Linked DNA regions of Homo sapiens: region 2 is linked to region 1. Evidence: read pairs that join two places in POLR2A ChIA-PET (ENCODE). Cell type or tissue: HepG2. All regions are shown on one strand.

The links. Peaks named below come from ENCODE experiments on the same cell type or tissue, not always from the same donor. Only the 100,000 strongest peaks of a DNase experiment are listed, where the experiment ranks them.
Region 2: POLR2A ChIA-PET joins it to region 1 with 10 read pairs; 5 of 35 experiments call an interaction of 5 or more read pairs at or near these places.

Annotation. Positions count from the first base shown.
Region 1 is chr19:41,360,368-41,368,367 of GRCh38, forward strand. It overlaps B9D2 (B9 domain containing 2), which reads right to left and starts at 3,782. Exons shown (of 4, transcript NM_030578.4): 1 at 3,591-3,782; 2 at 3,065-3,156. The coding sequence starts at 3,152. It also overlaps a transcript of TMEM91 not described here. RefSeq lists an enhancer at 3,638-3,757. In HepG2, a CTCF peak has its summit at 5,883; DNase peaks (open chromatin) are centred at 3,534 and 3,864; H3K4me3 peaks cover 1,789 bases.
Region 2 is chr19:41,221,562-41,229,561 of GRCh38, forward strand. It overlaps AXL (AXL receptor tyrosine kinase), which reads left to right. Exons shown (of 20, transcript NM_021913.5): 4 at 319-495. Among named protein-coding and RNA genes, the nearest start is that of AXL, 6.3 kb to the left of the region's middle. RefSeq lists enhancers at 1-815, 2,690-3,625. In HepG2, no CTCF peak of the experiment used is centred here; DNase peaks (open chromatin) are centred at 2,090, 4,260, 4,710 and 4,830; H3K4me3 peaks cover 1,702 bases.

The sequences.
Region 1 (8,000 bases):
GGTCTCACTATGTTGCCCAGGCTGGTCTCAAACTCCTGGGCTCAAGTGATCCTCCTGCTCCAGTCTCCCAAAGTGCTGGCATTACAGGGGTGAGTCACCACACCCAACTGCACTCGTTTATCTGTTTATTTATTTTATTTTATTTATTTTTTTTTGAGACAGACTTTTGCTCTTGTTGCCCAAGCTGGAGTGCAATGGCACCATCTCGGCTCACTGCAACCTCCGCCTCCTGGGTTCAAGCGATTCTCCTGCCTCAGCCTCTCGAGTAGCTGGGATTACAGGCACACGCCGCCATGCCCAGCTAATTTTTTTTGTATTTTTAGTAGAAATGGGGTTTTACCATGTTAGCCAGGCTGGTCTCAAACTCCTGACCTCAGGTGATCTGCCCGCCTCGGACTCCCAAAGTGCTGGGATTACAGGCATGAGCCACCGCGCCTGGCCTGCTTATTTATTTTCTGTCTCCCCTACTGTATGGCCCAGGAAAACAGGGACCTTGCACACTGCTGGATCCCCAAGACCACAAACCCAGCTCTTGGTATACAGAAGGTGCTCAATAAATGTTTCTTGGACAAATAAGTGATCCTAGGAGGTGGGAGCTAATATAATCCCCATTTAACAGGTAAAGAAACAGGCTCTGAGAAGGTGAGTTCATGAACATTTATTCAGCACCTGCTATGTGCCAAGCACTGTTTTCCATGCTGGTGACATAGCAGTGACTATAGCAGACCAAGGTCCCATCATGGGACTGGATTCAGACTCAGCTCTAACTGCAGAGCCCAAGCCTTTCATCCAACTGCCTCAGTATTCTTGGCTGGATCAACATCCCCAGCAACTCCCTGAAATAATAAAAATCAGGTTAGTCATTACTCCCTTCTGGGCTGAGTTGAGGGAAGCACCAGGCCCTGCGTCAGGCTCCTTAAAAGCAAGATTTCCCAACAGCCCTATGAAGAACAAATGAGGAAACTGAGGCTCCAAGAGGGGACAGCCTCTGCCCAGGGTCACAGAGAAGGTGAGTGGTCCAACCTGGAAACCAAGTCTGACTCCAGAGCCTGCCCCTCATCCATCAGCTGGAGGGTTCCGATTTCCTGGGAATTTCAACTTCCACCTCACTTACCTGTAGAATCAAAAAGGACCCAGGGGCCAGGCGCAGTGGCTCACACCTGTAATCCCAGCACTTTGGAAGGCCTACGCAGGCGGATCACTTAAGGCCAGGAGTTCGAGACCAGCCTGGCCGACATGGTGAAACCCCATCTCTACTAAAAATACAAAAATTAGCTGGGTATGGTAGCGGGTGCCTGTAGTCCCAGCCACTCGGGAGGCTGACATAGGAGAATCGCTTGAACCCAGGAGGCAGAGATTGCAGTGAGCCGAGATCGTGCCACTGCACTCTAGCTTGGCTACAGAGTGAGACTCTGTCTCAAAAAAAAAAGGGCCAGGCGCAGTGGCTCACGCCTGTAATCCCAGCACTTTGGAAGGCCTACGCAGGCGGATCACTTAAGGCCAGGAGTTCAAGACCAGCCTGGCCGACATGGTGAAACCCCATCTCTACTAAAAATACAAAAATTAGCTGGGTATGGTAGCGGGTGCCTGTAGTCCCAGCCACTCGGGAGGCTGACATAGGAGAATCGCTTGAACCCAGGAGGCAGAGATTGCAGTGAGCCGAGATCGTGCCACTGCACTCTAGCTTGGCTACAGAGTGAGACTCTGTCTCAAAAAAAAAAAAAAAAAAAAAAGGGCCAGGCGCAGTGGCTCACGCCTGTAATCCCAGCACTTTGGGAGGCCGAGATGGGCAGATCACAAGGTCAGGAGATCGAGACCATCCTGGCTAACACAGTGAAACCCCATCTCTACTAAAAATACAAAAAAAAAAAAAATAGCCGGGCATGGTGGCGAGCGCCTGTAGTCCCAGCTATGCAGGAGGCTGAGGCAGGAGAATGGCATGAACCTGGAAGGCTGAGCTAGATTGCACCACTGCACTACAGCCTGGGAAACAGAACGAGTCTCAAAAAAAAAAAAAAAAAAAAAAAAGGGACTAGGACTCAGGCCTGAAGACATGATAATGCCAAATGGCCACATCTGTTTCATAGACATTCATCTGTGCCACGCAACAACATACCCCAGGCTTTACAAACAAGACCCCATCAAAGTCTTGTATAAGCCAGGCAAACACTGAATGAGCACTTCCTATTCCAGCCCTATTCCTATTCTAAGTGCTGTTGATACTCGTTTAGTACTCATGACAACTTCAACAGGTAAATATTTCTATGACTCTCATTGTACAAACAAGGAAGTCGAGGTGAAGAGAAGTGCCCAAGTTCACATAATCAGCCCAAGGGTGCCTTAACAAGCAATAACTGGTTTTGAACCCAGGCAGTCTGTGCTCTTAACCTCAAACCTGTGCTGCTTCTTAGCTACTATTAGCTTCACTTTGAAACAAGGAAACTGAGGCTCAAAGTGGTCGAGTCCAAAGGTCTCCAATTAATAGGTGGGGGAGTTAATATTTAAATGCAGATCTGGCAGCCCATGACCCTAACCATTACACTATACCATGACTCTATAGGGCCTCAGTTGGGGAAGCATGAACAAAATTACTTTCCTGGGACGTGGCGGCTCACGTTTTTAATCCTAGCACTTTGAGAGGCTGAAGTGGGTGGCCTGTTTGAGCGCAGGAGTTCGAGACCAGCCTGGGCAACATAGCGAGACCCTGTCTCTACAAAAAATAAAAAAAATTAGCCAGATTTGGTGGTGCGTGTCTGTAGTCCCAGCTTCTCAGGAGGCTGAGGCGGGAGGATCACTAGAGCCCGAGAGTTCGAGGCTGCACTGAGCTATGATCACACCACCTTACTCCAGCCCGGGCGCAGAGAGAGACCCTGTCTGTATCCCACCCCTCACACACACAAAGATGGGAGCTTGAGACTCATGTGGACAGGGTGTGGGCTGGGCCTGGAGTACTGAGAACTGATGGAAATGAGGTTAAGAGTCTGCGTTAAGGGGTGGAGGAAGGAGCATGTAGCCTCTAGGCTAGGGGTCTTGGTGTGGAAATGAACCAGGCTTGGGGGAATACCTGTGTGAATGCCCCACTTGCAGAAGAGGCTACTTTCCGAGAAACCGCTGGCCCCTATGATCTGCCCGATCACGTGCACCTCAGCCATGGCCCTGGGAGGGGAAAAATATAATCACAACCCTGTGAGGTAAGTGTATTATCTCCATTTGACGGGGGGGAAACTGAGGCCCAGCAAGTAAAGGGTAGTACTAGGATTCCAAGCTAGCTTCGTCACACCCCTGAGGCTGAGGTCTTGACCACAGATCCTAATTGCCAACCCATGAAAGCCTGGAAAAAATGGGGGGACCCTTGTCTGGGGAACCAGCATTTAACTCTGGGAAGTCCAAAATAACCTTTTCGGGTTCAGGTCGGCGGAAAGCCCCGCCCGAAGGGGCTATGGCTCCGCCCACGAGCGCAAAAGACCCGCCTTCCGCGTCACGCCAGCCACCCCGCTTCCCTCCCCCAGCAAGCTCCATAAGGCGCATGCGTTATGAGTTCAGGTCCGACTTAACCCCGCCTCTAAGCGCAGCGCATGCGTCATTCCTACCTTAGCGCACTTAACGGTTAGGAGAGGAGAAAGCGGCAACCGGGGTTGTAGTTCATGGGCTTGACTGCTTCTTTTCTCCGCGGGCGCCGACCAGGCCTGGCTCGCGCCTCTCCCAGGACCCGCCTGGCTGCGAGATATGTAAGCCGCGATACTTCCGCGACCGCGCTCGTCTTGGTTTCCGTGGTTGTTGCTGGGGCAACAGCAGGCTCCTCCCCTAGCTTTGTACTCGCTCTGCGCGCTACTAATTGGTGCTAGCCGTCTGCGGGGGGCGGGGTGAAGCTGTGATGGACATTTTCCTCCTCCGCTCCATTTTGGGAAAATAGCGTCTCTCCAGCTACGGCAAAGGGTTCCGCCATTTTGGGCGTGGCTAGGAAGCTGCCATGTTGAGTGTGGCTGAGGAAGTTTGAGTGCAGTTTCTCCCAGATACCTTCTTTACCAAAAAAGCAAATCCCTAACTGCTCCGTGCTGCGCCTACCCCACCGAAGAGCTCTCTGTGGTCCGGGATCACAAATCAGAGATTGAACCAGGACCAAGGGGGAATTCCTTCCAGGACCTCGTGTACATCCCCGGCCTTGTAACTGGAAAACAAAGCAAAAAAATCACTCCTCATTCAGAGAGTGGAGAAGTTGGGGAGTGGGTTCTGCTTCCGTTTTAGAGTTCCCCTAGGTTTCTCAAGGACAAGGAAGGAAGGAAGTTGGATAAGTCCAACTTCCTTCTCGGAGCTACTACCAAGTTCACTGTTACTGCTTGATTCTGAGCAAGGAGCGGTTGGGGTAGCGAAGAGAAATGAGGAACTAAGATTCCCTTATTTGCAGAAAATCCTCTTTCCTATTGATTGATTTATCAATCAAGAAATGGAGATGTTGTCCCTGGATGCCATCCTAGATGCCATCATTTCCCACATCAAGCCAGTCATCAGGTCCCATCAAGGCTCCTTAAAAGGGTCTCACTCTGTCACCCAGGCTGGAGTACGGTGGCTCGATCACAGCTCATTGCAGCCTCTTAACTCCTGGGTTCAAGGGATCCTCCTACCTCAGCCTCCCATGTAGCTGGTATCACAGACATGCACCACCACGGCTGGCTAATTCTTTTTTTTTTTTTTAAGAGATGGAGTCCTGCTATGTTGCTATGTTGCCCAGTCTTGTCTTGACCTCCTGGGCTCTAGCTATCCTCCCAGTTCTCCCTCCCAAACTGCCGGGATTACAGGCGTGAGCCACCCAGCCAGGCCAATAGATACAAAGTATTTACAAGCTACCATTGGCTAGGCGCGGTGGCTCATAACTGTAATCCCAGCCCTTTGGAAGGCTGAGGCGGGAAGAGCTCTTGAGGCCAGAAGTTCGAATATAGGGAGACCCCATTAATAATGCATATATCAACTAGTGAAGTATTCCATTGAATTGTTTAATATAAATGTTATCCTATTGAAATGTTGTACCCTCGTTATAATTTTGGTTTTTTACTTTTTGAGATGGCGTCTCCCCCTGTCATCCAGGCTGGAGTGCAGTGGTGCGATCCCAGCTCACTGCAATCTCTGCCTCCCGGGTTCAAGAGATTCTCCTGCCTCAGCCTCCCGAGTAGCTGGGACTACAGGCGTGCACCACCACACCCAGCTAATTTTTGTATTTTTAGTAGAGACGGGTTTTCACCATATTGGCCAGACCGGTCTCAAACTCCTGACCTCAGGTGGTCCACCCGCCTCAGCCTCCCAAAGTGCTGGGATTACAGGCGTTAGCCACCGTGACCGGCCGGGTTTTTTTTTTTTTTTTTTTTTTTGACAGAGTCTCCCTCTGTCGCCCAGGCTGGAGTGCAGTGGCATGATCTCTGCTCACCACAACCTCCGCCTCCCAGGTTCAAGCAATTCTTCTGTCTCAGCCTCCTTAGTAGCTGGGATTGCAGGCACCCACCACTATATCTAGCTAATGTTTGTGCTTTTAGTAGAGATGGAGTTCCACCATGTTGGTCAGGCTGGTCTCGAACTCCTGGCCTCATGTGATCCTTCTGCCTCAGCCTCCCAAAGTGCTGGGATTACAGGCATGAGCCACCTCGCCTGGGCCCAGCTACTTTTTGTATTTTCTTTTTTATTTTATTTATTTACTTTTTTTTTTTTTTTTTTTTGAGACAGAATCTTGCTCTGTTGCCCAGGCTGGAGTGAGCCTCTGCACCTGGCAGAGGTTTCACTTTTAAATGATCTTTCTGTCCTTTAAGCTGGAGCTGGGGAAAATGTATTTATTTATTTATTTATTTCTGGATGCTGTGTGGGTGAGGTAGACAGCTCTAACCTTTCAGCTCTTGGGGCCCCTGGTCCCCTAGTGGTGGCACCAGCCTTGCATTCTCTTTTCTCAAGCCCCCATTTTGTCCATCAGGAAATCTTACTGCCTCTACTTTTGAAATACACCCTAAATCCCACTTCTCACCTCTTTGTCGCCCTGCACCTTGATCTGTCCAAGTTCATCTATCACCTGGACTATGACAGGGACCTTGTCTCTGGGGTCCCCTTTGCCAACCCCTCTAGTTTGCACCCCACATGCAGCTGGAACCCTGTGAACACCTAAGTCAGGTCCCATCTGCTCAGACCCGTCCAGTGGTCCCCATTTCACTCAGGGTAAAAGCCAAAGTCTTATCATGCATGACAAGGCTCTCCACAACCTGGCTGGCACCTCCTGCCTCATTTTTGTATTTTTAGTAGAGACGGGGTTTCGCCATGTTGGCCAGGCAGGTCTCAAACTCCTGACCTCAGGTGATCTGCCCACCTTGGCCTCCCAAAGTGCTGAGATTACAGGCATGAGCCACTGCTCCCGGCTGAGGTCTTCATTCTGAAGGCTCCCATGTATACATGTTAAATAAAAGAAAATAAATTATCGTCAACTATAAATAATGAGATTCAGAAAATATGATTGAGGCCGGATTCGGTGGTTCATGCCCGTAATCCCAGCACTTTGGGAGGCCAAGGAGAGTGGATACCCTGAGGTCAGGAGTTCGAGACCAGCCTGGCCAACATATAGCGAAACCCTGTCTCTACTAAAAAATACCAAAACTAGATGGGTGTGGTGGCACATGCCTGTGGTGTCAGCTATTTGGGAAGCTGAGGCAGGAGCATCACTTGAACCTGGGAGGCAGCAGTTGCAGTGAGCCGAGATCACGCCACCGCACTTCAGCCTGGGCGACAGAGCCAGACTTCTACTCTCAAAAAAGAAAAAAAAGAAAAGAAAGGAAAATATGATTAACTATAGAGTTTATTCCAGGCTACAGGACCAGTACATATGTTACAACAGTTTCATTAGTACATCTTGCTATGCTGCAGGGAAGATTGCGTTAACATTCTGATAGGAGGAGGAGTACTCTTTCTTTCTTTCTTTCTCCTTTCTTTTTTCTTGAGATAAGATCTTGCTCTGGGGCTGGGCGCGGTGGCTCACGCCTGTAATCCCAGCACTTTGGGAGGTTGAGGCGGGCAAATCACGAGGTCAGGGGTTCAAGACCAGCCTGGCCAACATGATGAAACCTCGTGTCTACTAAAAATACAAAAATTAGCTGGGCATGGCGGCGGGCGCCTGTAATCCCAAGTACTCGGGAGGCTGAGGCAGGAGAATCACTTGAACCTGGGAGGCGGAGGTTGCAGTGATCTGAGATCGTGCCATTGCACTCCATCCTGGGGGACAAGAGTGAGACAAAGTCTCAAAAACAAAACAAAACAACAACAAACAGATCTTGCTCTGTTACCCAGGCTGGAGTGCAGTGGCACAATCACAGCTCACTGCAGCCTCGAACGCCCAGGCTCAAGCCTCCTGCCTAAGCCTCCCCAGTAGCTGGGACTACAGGCGTGTGCCACCATGCCCAGCTAATTTTTCAATAATTTTTTCTGTAGAGACATGGTCTCACTCTGTTGCCCAGGCTTGTCTCAAACTCCTGGGCTCAAGTGATCCACCTCTGCCTCCCAAAGTGCTGGGGTTACAGATGTGAGGCCACAACACCCGGCCTAGGAGTAATGTTCTGAGGTGATCTTATCTCTGGCACTGCTTGGTCATTCTTAATCATTTACAGGAAAAAGCAGAAGTTGTAACTGCATGCTACGTGACTCAGGCTACATAGCAACATTCCTCTCAAGGCTTGGAATAATTTAAAGTTCCAACAGCTTTAAGTTTGAATTATCTAACCACATTATCGAAAGTTGGCCAGGCCTGGTGGTTCATGGCTGTCTGTAATCCCAGCACATTGAGAGGCCACAGCAACAGGATCACTTGAGGCCAGGAGTTCTGGACCAGACTAGGCAACGTAGTGAGACCCTCATTTCTACGAAAACGTTTAAAAAAAAAATAGCAGGGCATGGTGACACATGTCTGCAGTCCCATCTACTTAGGAGGCTGAGGCAGGAGGATCCCTTGAGCCCAGGAGTTTGAGGCTGCAGTGAGCTGT
Region 2 (8,000 bases), 140 kb before region 1:
CGCAACGTACCCCTGTCCCCACGACCCCAGCGGTCTCTTTTTTCTCATCCATAGAATGAGATGAGGATGAGCTGTCAGACATTCTGGAAGAGAGACATGAGGAGCTCAGCTATCGTGGGGGGTCTGACATGGGAGGAATCAGATATTGGGGTCACGTGTGTGTTGGGTATGGCTCAGGTGCCCTCGGGGATCAGATAAGGCAAGTCAATGACCCTGCAGGGTGGGTTTGCTGCCCAAAGCCTACAGCATCCTAGTGGTGAGTCAGGCATCTTGGGGCCTCAGAGGGACCCCAGCCTCTACCACTGCCCACCCCGCTAGGCTTGCCTTACTTCCTGGAGGAGCCCGAAGACAGGACTGTGGCCGCCAACACCCCCTTCAACCTGAGCTGCCAAGCTCAGGGACCCCCAGAGCCCGTGGACCTACTCTGGCTCCAGGATGCTGTCCCCCTGGCCACGGCTCCAGGTCACGGCCCCCAGCGCAGCCTGCATGTTCCAGGTGAGTCCGGGGATGTGGGTCAGCTCCGAATAGGGGGCCGGGCAGGGCTGAAGTCAGGAGCAAGGGAACATTGCTACCTCTGCGTGAGTGTCTGACTGTCCTTCTGTCCCTCACTGTCTGTCTCTCTCGTTTCTCCCTCTGAGTCTGTCTCTGCCTCTCTGTCTCTACCTATCTTATTTCTCTCCGTATGCCTTTTTCTGTCTCTTTCTGTCTCTTGGTGTGTGTGTCTTTCTGTCTCTCTTTGTATGTGTCTCTCTCTCTGTCTCTCTGCTTCTCTCTCCCTCCATTCACCCCGGCCTCTCTCTGAATAGAATTCTTTGTCCTGGGTTTCCTCTGAGCTGTTCCATGGCTCGAGTGCGTGTGGGCCTGGTGCCCCTTTGTCAGCCCTTGACCCAAGCAGGGCACCGGAATCAACCGTGCCCTCCTCTCCTCCGCCTCCCTCCACAACCGGCCCACCTCCTGCCCTAACAAGCCTGCTGGCCTCAGTCAAAGGGAGGATGTCCAGCCCGGTCCCCACTGGGGAGATGGAACCCAAAGAAGAGAGAGCAGGAAGAAAGTAGGAGACAGAGGCTGGGCGTGGTGGCTCACGCCTGTAATCCCAGCACTTTGGGAGGCTGAGGCGGGCGGATCACGAGGTCAGGAGATCAAGACCATCCTGGCTAACACGGTGAAACCCCATCTCTACTAAAAATACAAAAAATTAGCCGGGCGTGGTGGCGGGCGCCTGTAGTCCCAGCTACTCGGGAGGCTGAGGCAGGAGAATGGCAGGAACCCGAGAGGCGGAGCTTGCAGTGAGCCGAGATTGCGCCACTGCACTCCAGCCTGGGCGACAGGGCGAGACTCCATCTCAAAAGAAAAAAAAAAAAAAAGAAAGTGGGAGACAGAGAGAGATAGAATGACATACACTGGAAGGGACAGGCCACAGTGACCCAAGATGAACATAGACAGGACAGAGAGGCCGGGCATGGTGGCTCACGCCTGTAATCCCAGCACTTTGGGAGGCTGAGGCAGGTGGATCACTTGAGGCTGGGAGTTCGAGACCAGCCTGGCCAACATGACAAAACTCCATCTTTACCAAAAATACAAAAATTAGCCAGGCGTGGTGACGGGCATCTGTAGTCCCAGCTACTTGGGAGGCTGAGGCAGGAGAATCGCTTGAACCCGGGAGATGGAGGTTGCAGTGAGCCGAGATCACACCACTGCACTCCAGCCTGGGTGACAGAGCAAGACTCTGTCTCAAAACGAAAAACAAAACAAAATGAAAGACAGGACAGGGAAGTTGGAGTGACAGAAACCCTCTCCTTCTTGGGGACCATTCCCTTCTGCACCATGCAGACGAGGAAGGACCGAGCTCAGGGTTATGCAGTGGTCAGGGGCATCACTGGGGGACCCTGGATTCAGGGGGTTCTCCCTACTGAAGGAGGAAAGACAGAGGAGCAGATGGCAGAGGCTCTGTAAAGGAAGGAGGCTGCAGCCTGGAGGGCATCAGCTTCCCGCACTCCCAACCTGCTGCCTCTCTCTGCTGGAATGAGGAGGGGCCTTCTGACTGGGGGTCTCCAGGGTGGAGGGAGGAGCTCACATTCTCAGCATTCCTGGGACCCTGAGTTGCAAGGAAGACCTGGTGAGCATGCTGACCCCAGAGGAGTGACTCAGGCCCATGGCTCGAGTGGCTGAGTAGGGACCAGGGTTGGGGATCGGGCATGAGTCAGCCTGGCAGGTCCCATGAGAAGGGGAGGGGAGGGAGAGAAATGGGGGCTGCACAGGTGTGAGGATCTGTGCATGTCTGTGTGGTGGTGGTGGGGTGTCTGGATATCTGTGTGTTCTGGATCTGAGTGTTAGTGTATCCGTCAGCACAACCTCTGTGTGAGGGTGTGCCTTGGCGAGGGTGGACTTCTGTGGATGTCCCATGTGTGGTGTGTGTGTGTGTGTGTGTGACTAAATATATTTCCTTCAGCTTGGATTCTGTCCCAATATGTGTTTGGATCTTTATAGCATGTCTCTCTCTCTACGTTTCTTAGGGGTTGCCCGTGTGTGGGTGTCTGTGTGTGTGCGCATGATGGAGTGTACCAGTGTCAGCCTGTGTCTGTCCCTCTTTTTTGTGTTTGTGTGTTCACAGCTGGGACTCACTGTATGAAAGTAAAGTGTGCCTGGAGGGTAGTGGGTTTGGGGCTATGGTGCACACCTCTCTGTATGGAGGTGGTAGTGTCAGCCCACAGGTGTGCAGCTATGGGTGTGAGAGTGTCCTAGTGAGAGCTTGTGTTCCCTTGCAGAATCAGAACGTGTCCATGGATAACTTGTGTTTCTTACCACCTTTTTTCCCCCTTATTTTTTTTCAAGATAAGCTCCCGCTGTGTAACCCAGGCTGGAGTGCAGTACTGTGATCATGGCTCACTGTAGCCTCCACCTCCTGGGCTCAAGCAATCCTCCTACCTCAGCACCCTCCCACCCCTCAAGCAGCTGGGACTATAGGCATGTGCCACCATACCCAGATAGTTTTTGAATTTTTTGGTAGAGACAGAGTCTCGCCATGTTGCCCAGGCTGCTCTTGAACTCCTGGCCTCAAGTGATCCTCCCGCCTCGGCCTCCCAAAGTGTTGGGATTTACAGGCGTGAGCCACTGCTCTCAACCCTCAGCCTCTTACCAGCTTTCTGTGTGTGTCCATAGATGTCTCTGTGGCGTGTGTGTATATGTCACAGGGTAAGCATGTTGGTGTATGACTGTAGTCACAGACCTGTGTGTGTGTGTGTGTGTGTAACAGCACCCTCTGCTTCTCTCTGGTCTCCCTGTGTGTGCACTGGCCCCTGCTGCCTCTGAGTACATGACCTAAGGATGCTTACCAGTCAGCGTATAGATGTGTCTCTGTGTCAATCTATGTGTCCATGGCAGTGTCTCCATCCTTGTGTGTCTGCATCAGGCCTGCGCATCTACGAAACTGTGTTTTTTTGTTTTTTGGGGTTTTTGTTTTGAGACGGAGTCTCACTCTGTCACCCAAGCTGGAGTGCAGTGGCACGATCTTGGCTTACTGTAACTTCCGCCTCCGGGGTTCAAGGGATTCTCCTGCCTCAGCCTCCTGAGGAGCTGCGATTACAGGCACGCCTGGCTTATTTTTGTATTTTTAGTAAAGACAGGGTTTCATGACAGGTTTGTCATGTTGGCCAGGCTGGTCTCAAACTCCTGACCTCAAGTGATCCACCGGCCTCGGCCTCCCAAAGTACTGGGATTACAGGCGTGAGCCACCGCACCCAGCGCAAATGTGTTTTTGTATCAGTCTGTGTCTGGGTGAACATGAAACCTGGGCGCATCCAGCTCCATCTTATGGCGTAGATGGAGGCTTGGCTGTGAGGTGTACGCGTCGGTGTGTCTGTGTCTGAGCAGGTCAAAATGACCCTTCATTGTGTCCTGGTGTGTATCTATCTGTCCACCTCAACTCCATGTACGCTGTTACGTGGTGTGTGTCTCTGAATATACAGGGACATTTAAGTTTCTGTGTGTGTTGGCATCAGCCTAGATGTACATTGCGTCGCTAGGTGTTTGTAATCAATGTGTACATGTGTGACTGTGTGTTTATGTGTTTGTCCCACGTTGGCTTGTATGCATACATGTCTCTTTATGAATGTACATCAGTGTCAGCCCGCGTGTATATGTGTGAGTCACGGTGTTTTTGTGTCACTGTGTTTGTGACATCAGCCCTTGCATATCTGTGTGCCGTTAACTTACCAAGCGCTGCGTCTTCTGTGCTAATAACAGCCCCTGTGTGTTTAAGTGTGATTCATTGTGAGTGTGTGTGTGGGGGGGTTTGCTGTGTGAAGGAATTTCGTCCGTTTGTGTGCGTCTGTCCCTCTATCTGACTCAGGGCGTGCCCCTCCTCCTTCCATCCCTCTCATTCTCTGGAAAAGCTGGGGCGGAGAGCAGGGGTTGTGGGGGGATGGTCAGGACATCTGGAAAGCACATCTGGAATCGGCCTGCTCCTGTCGTCTTGCGGTAAAGCAAGAACCTTCTGGAGGGGAAGGGGTCCCAGTTCCTCCTGTCCCCTTCACTCAAGGTGCGGCCGTTGGGGCCTGGGAAGGGGGATCCCGGCTCTGGCTCCGCGCCCCCGAAGCCGGCCGGAAGCGCTGGGGTGGGGAGGTGCCCCCGGTGACTCACGCGGGGGCAGGAATGCTGCGGTCGGAACGGGACCCGGCTCCAGAACCCACCTCCAGCCCCAGGGCTTCTCCGGCCGGCGGCGCCAGCTCCCGCGCGCTGACCCTGGCGGGGCCCCACGTGCCAGGTGGCTGGACCCGACCCAGGCTCCCCGCCCCCACTCGGGCCGCCCGCCCGGGACTGTACTGTTTCTCCTCCGGGCGGCGCGGGGGCTGCGGGCGCGGGGCCTTCAGGGCGCGGAGGCTGCGGGAGCGGGCACCTGACCTTGTCTGGGAACGGCCACCTAGGAAGCCGCGACTGAGGAGCTCCCCTACCCTCCCCTTTCCGGCCTCTGCAGACTTTGCACCATTCCACTCCCTCCGCTGACGGAGAAAAGGAAACTTTGTGTCTGCGGATGGAGAGCCTCCCTTGCCAACGCGGTGGGAACAGAGGCGTACACGCACGGAGCAAACACGAGAGACACGTACACAGATACTCAACACATGCACGTACACACCATCCACAGATACACGCAGGGTCACAAACATACCAGCTCAGAAACACAAACACAGATGCACAAGCACACGCGTAAACAACACGCAGAACTGCAGTCGCACTTACAAGACTTGGTCCCAGGGCCGGGCACCGAGTGGCTCTGCCTGCGATCCAGCACTTTGGGAGGCCGAGGCGGGAGGATCGCTTGGGGCCAGAAGTTTGAGAGCAGCCTGGGCAACGTGGTGAGACTCTCCTCTTCTCTACAAAAAAAAATTGAAAAGTTAGCCAAGTGTGGTGGCCGCCTGTAGTCCCAGCTGCTTGGGAGGATGAGACAGGAGGATCGCTTGAGCCCTGGAGGTCAAGGCAGCAGTGAGCCGTGATTGTGCCACTGTACTGCAGCCTGGGAGATAGAGCAAGAACCTGTCTCAAAAAACAAAACGAAAAACTTGGTCCTTCTTACATCCTAGCGCAGACATTGTGTGTGTGTGCTGGGGGAGGGGGGTGTCTATGTTTCTACGTGTATCTGTGTTGGGGGATTCCCCTTATTCACCAGGATACGTTCTCTAAGAGCCCCCACAAAAGCCTGAAACAATGAATAATACTAAACCCTGTATATACTACACATAACTTTCTTTTTCCTTCACAATTTCGCAGATAGATTGTTTTCTTACTATAGATCTTAGCAACCTCAGTACATATATATATGATTATCTTTTTCTAAGTGGAGAATTTTCACCTTTTCACTTAAAAGGAAGCACTTTAAGGCTTCTCTTTGGCCTATCCGAATTGCAGCCATCACTATTTTGCACCCTGGGGCCTTTTTTTTTTTTTTTTAGACAGAGTCTCTCTCTGTCGCCCAGGCTGGAGTGCAGTGTGGCGACCTTGGCTCACTGCAACCTCCGCAGCCCGGGTTCTAGCAGTTATCGTGCCTCAGCCTCCCGAGTAGCTGGGATTACAGGCACGCGCCACCATGCCCGGCTGATTTTTTTGTATTTTTAGTAGAGACGGGGGTTTCACTGTGTTGCCCAGGCTTGTCTTAAACTCCTAATCTCAAGTGATCCACCCGCCTCGGCCTCCCAAAGTGCTGGGATTACAGATGTGAGCCATAGCACCCGGCCAGGCGATTATTTAGATAAATAAGAGTTTCTTGAACTCTGCACTTGAGCACTGCAGTACCAGGACAGTTGATCTGATAGCTAAGTGACTTACAGACAGGTATCAGATACAGCACTGAGATGCTGGACAAAGGGGGGATTCACGTTCTAGGCCAACCAGAGTGGGATGGCATGAGGTTTCATCACAGTACTCAGAACGGCATGCAATTTAAAACTTAGGAGTTATATCTGGAATTTTCCATTGAAATATTTTTAGACCAAGTGTAACTGAAACCTCAAAAAGTGAAACCTCGGATAAAGGGGGACTGATGTACGTTGTATAGCGGTTTGTGTTGGGTATCTCTGTGTGCTTGCAGGTCTGTGTCTCTCGTGTTTGTCTCTGTAATTGTACGTGCTTCTGTGTGTGCACGCTGGTCATACCAACACCAACACCACCACGTTAGGGAGGGAAGGCAATCCACCTTCACTCGAAAACAGTTACTCAAGGCCGGGCACGGTGGCTCACACCTGTGATCCCAGCACTTTGGGAGGCTGAGATGGGCAGATCACTTGAGGTCAGGAGTTCGAGACCAGCCTGGCCAACATGGTGAAACCCTATCTCTACTAAAAATTACAAAAATTAGCCGGGCATGGTGGCGCGCTCCTGTAATCCCAGCTACTCAGAAGGCTGAGGCAGGAGAATGGCTTGAACCCAGGAGGCAGAGGTTGCAGTGAGCCAAGATCATGCCACTGCACTTTAGCCTGGGCAACAGAGCAAGACTCTCAAAAAACAAAAGAAAAAAACAGTCAAGACACAATACGTGAACTCCCCTATGGAATTACACATGCTCATATTTCTACACCTATGCCCAGGAATGCTCATAAGTACATAGCTGAACACAATTTCACTCACTCATTCAACAAGCATTTATGGCACACCTATTGTGTGCCAGGCCATCCTGACACAGCAGGGGACGAAACAGACACAACCCCTGCCCTCCTAGAGCTGACATTCTAGTGGGAGAAACTGACAATGGGCAAGGTACTTGGGTAACAGGTAAAGTATGTTGGGTGATGAGAAGAACCAAAGAGGAAAAGTAAAGCGGGAAGGGGATAGATTTGGAGAGGAAGCTCCAATTAGCTCCAATTTTATTGTATTTTTTCTTTCTTTCTTTGTCTTTTCTTTTCTTTCTTTTTTTTTTGAGACAGAGTTTCACTCTTGTTGCCCAGGCTGGAGTGCAATGGCGTGATCTCAGCTCACTGCAGCCTCTGCCTCCCGGGTTCAAGCTATTCTCCTGCCTCAGCCTCCTGAGTAGCTGGGATTAAAGGGGCCTGCCACTATGCCCAGCTAATTTTTTGTATTTTTAGTAGAGACGAGGTTTCACTATGTTGGCCAGGCTGGTCTCGAACTTCGGACCTCAGGTGATCCACCCACCTCGGCCTCCTAAGGCTGGGATTACGGGCATGAACCACCGTGCCCAGCCTTTATTTTTCATTTTATTATTTTTAGTTTTTTTGAGACAGGGTCTCACTCTGTCACCCAGGTTGGAGTGCAGTGGTGTGATCACAGCTCACTGCAGCCTCCACCTCCCCGGGCACAGGTAGTCCTCCCACCTCAGCCTCCCAAGTAGCTGGGACTACAGGTGTGCACCACCACACCCAGCTAATTTTTCTCTTTTTTGTAGAGATGGGGTCTCACCACGTTGCCCAGGCTGGTCTCTAACTCCTGGCCTCAAGCGATCCTCCTGACTCAGCCTCCCAAAGTGCTGGGATTACAGTCATGAGTCACTATGCCTG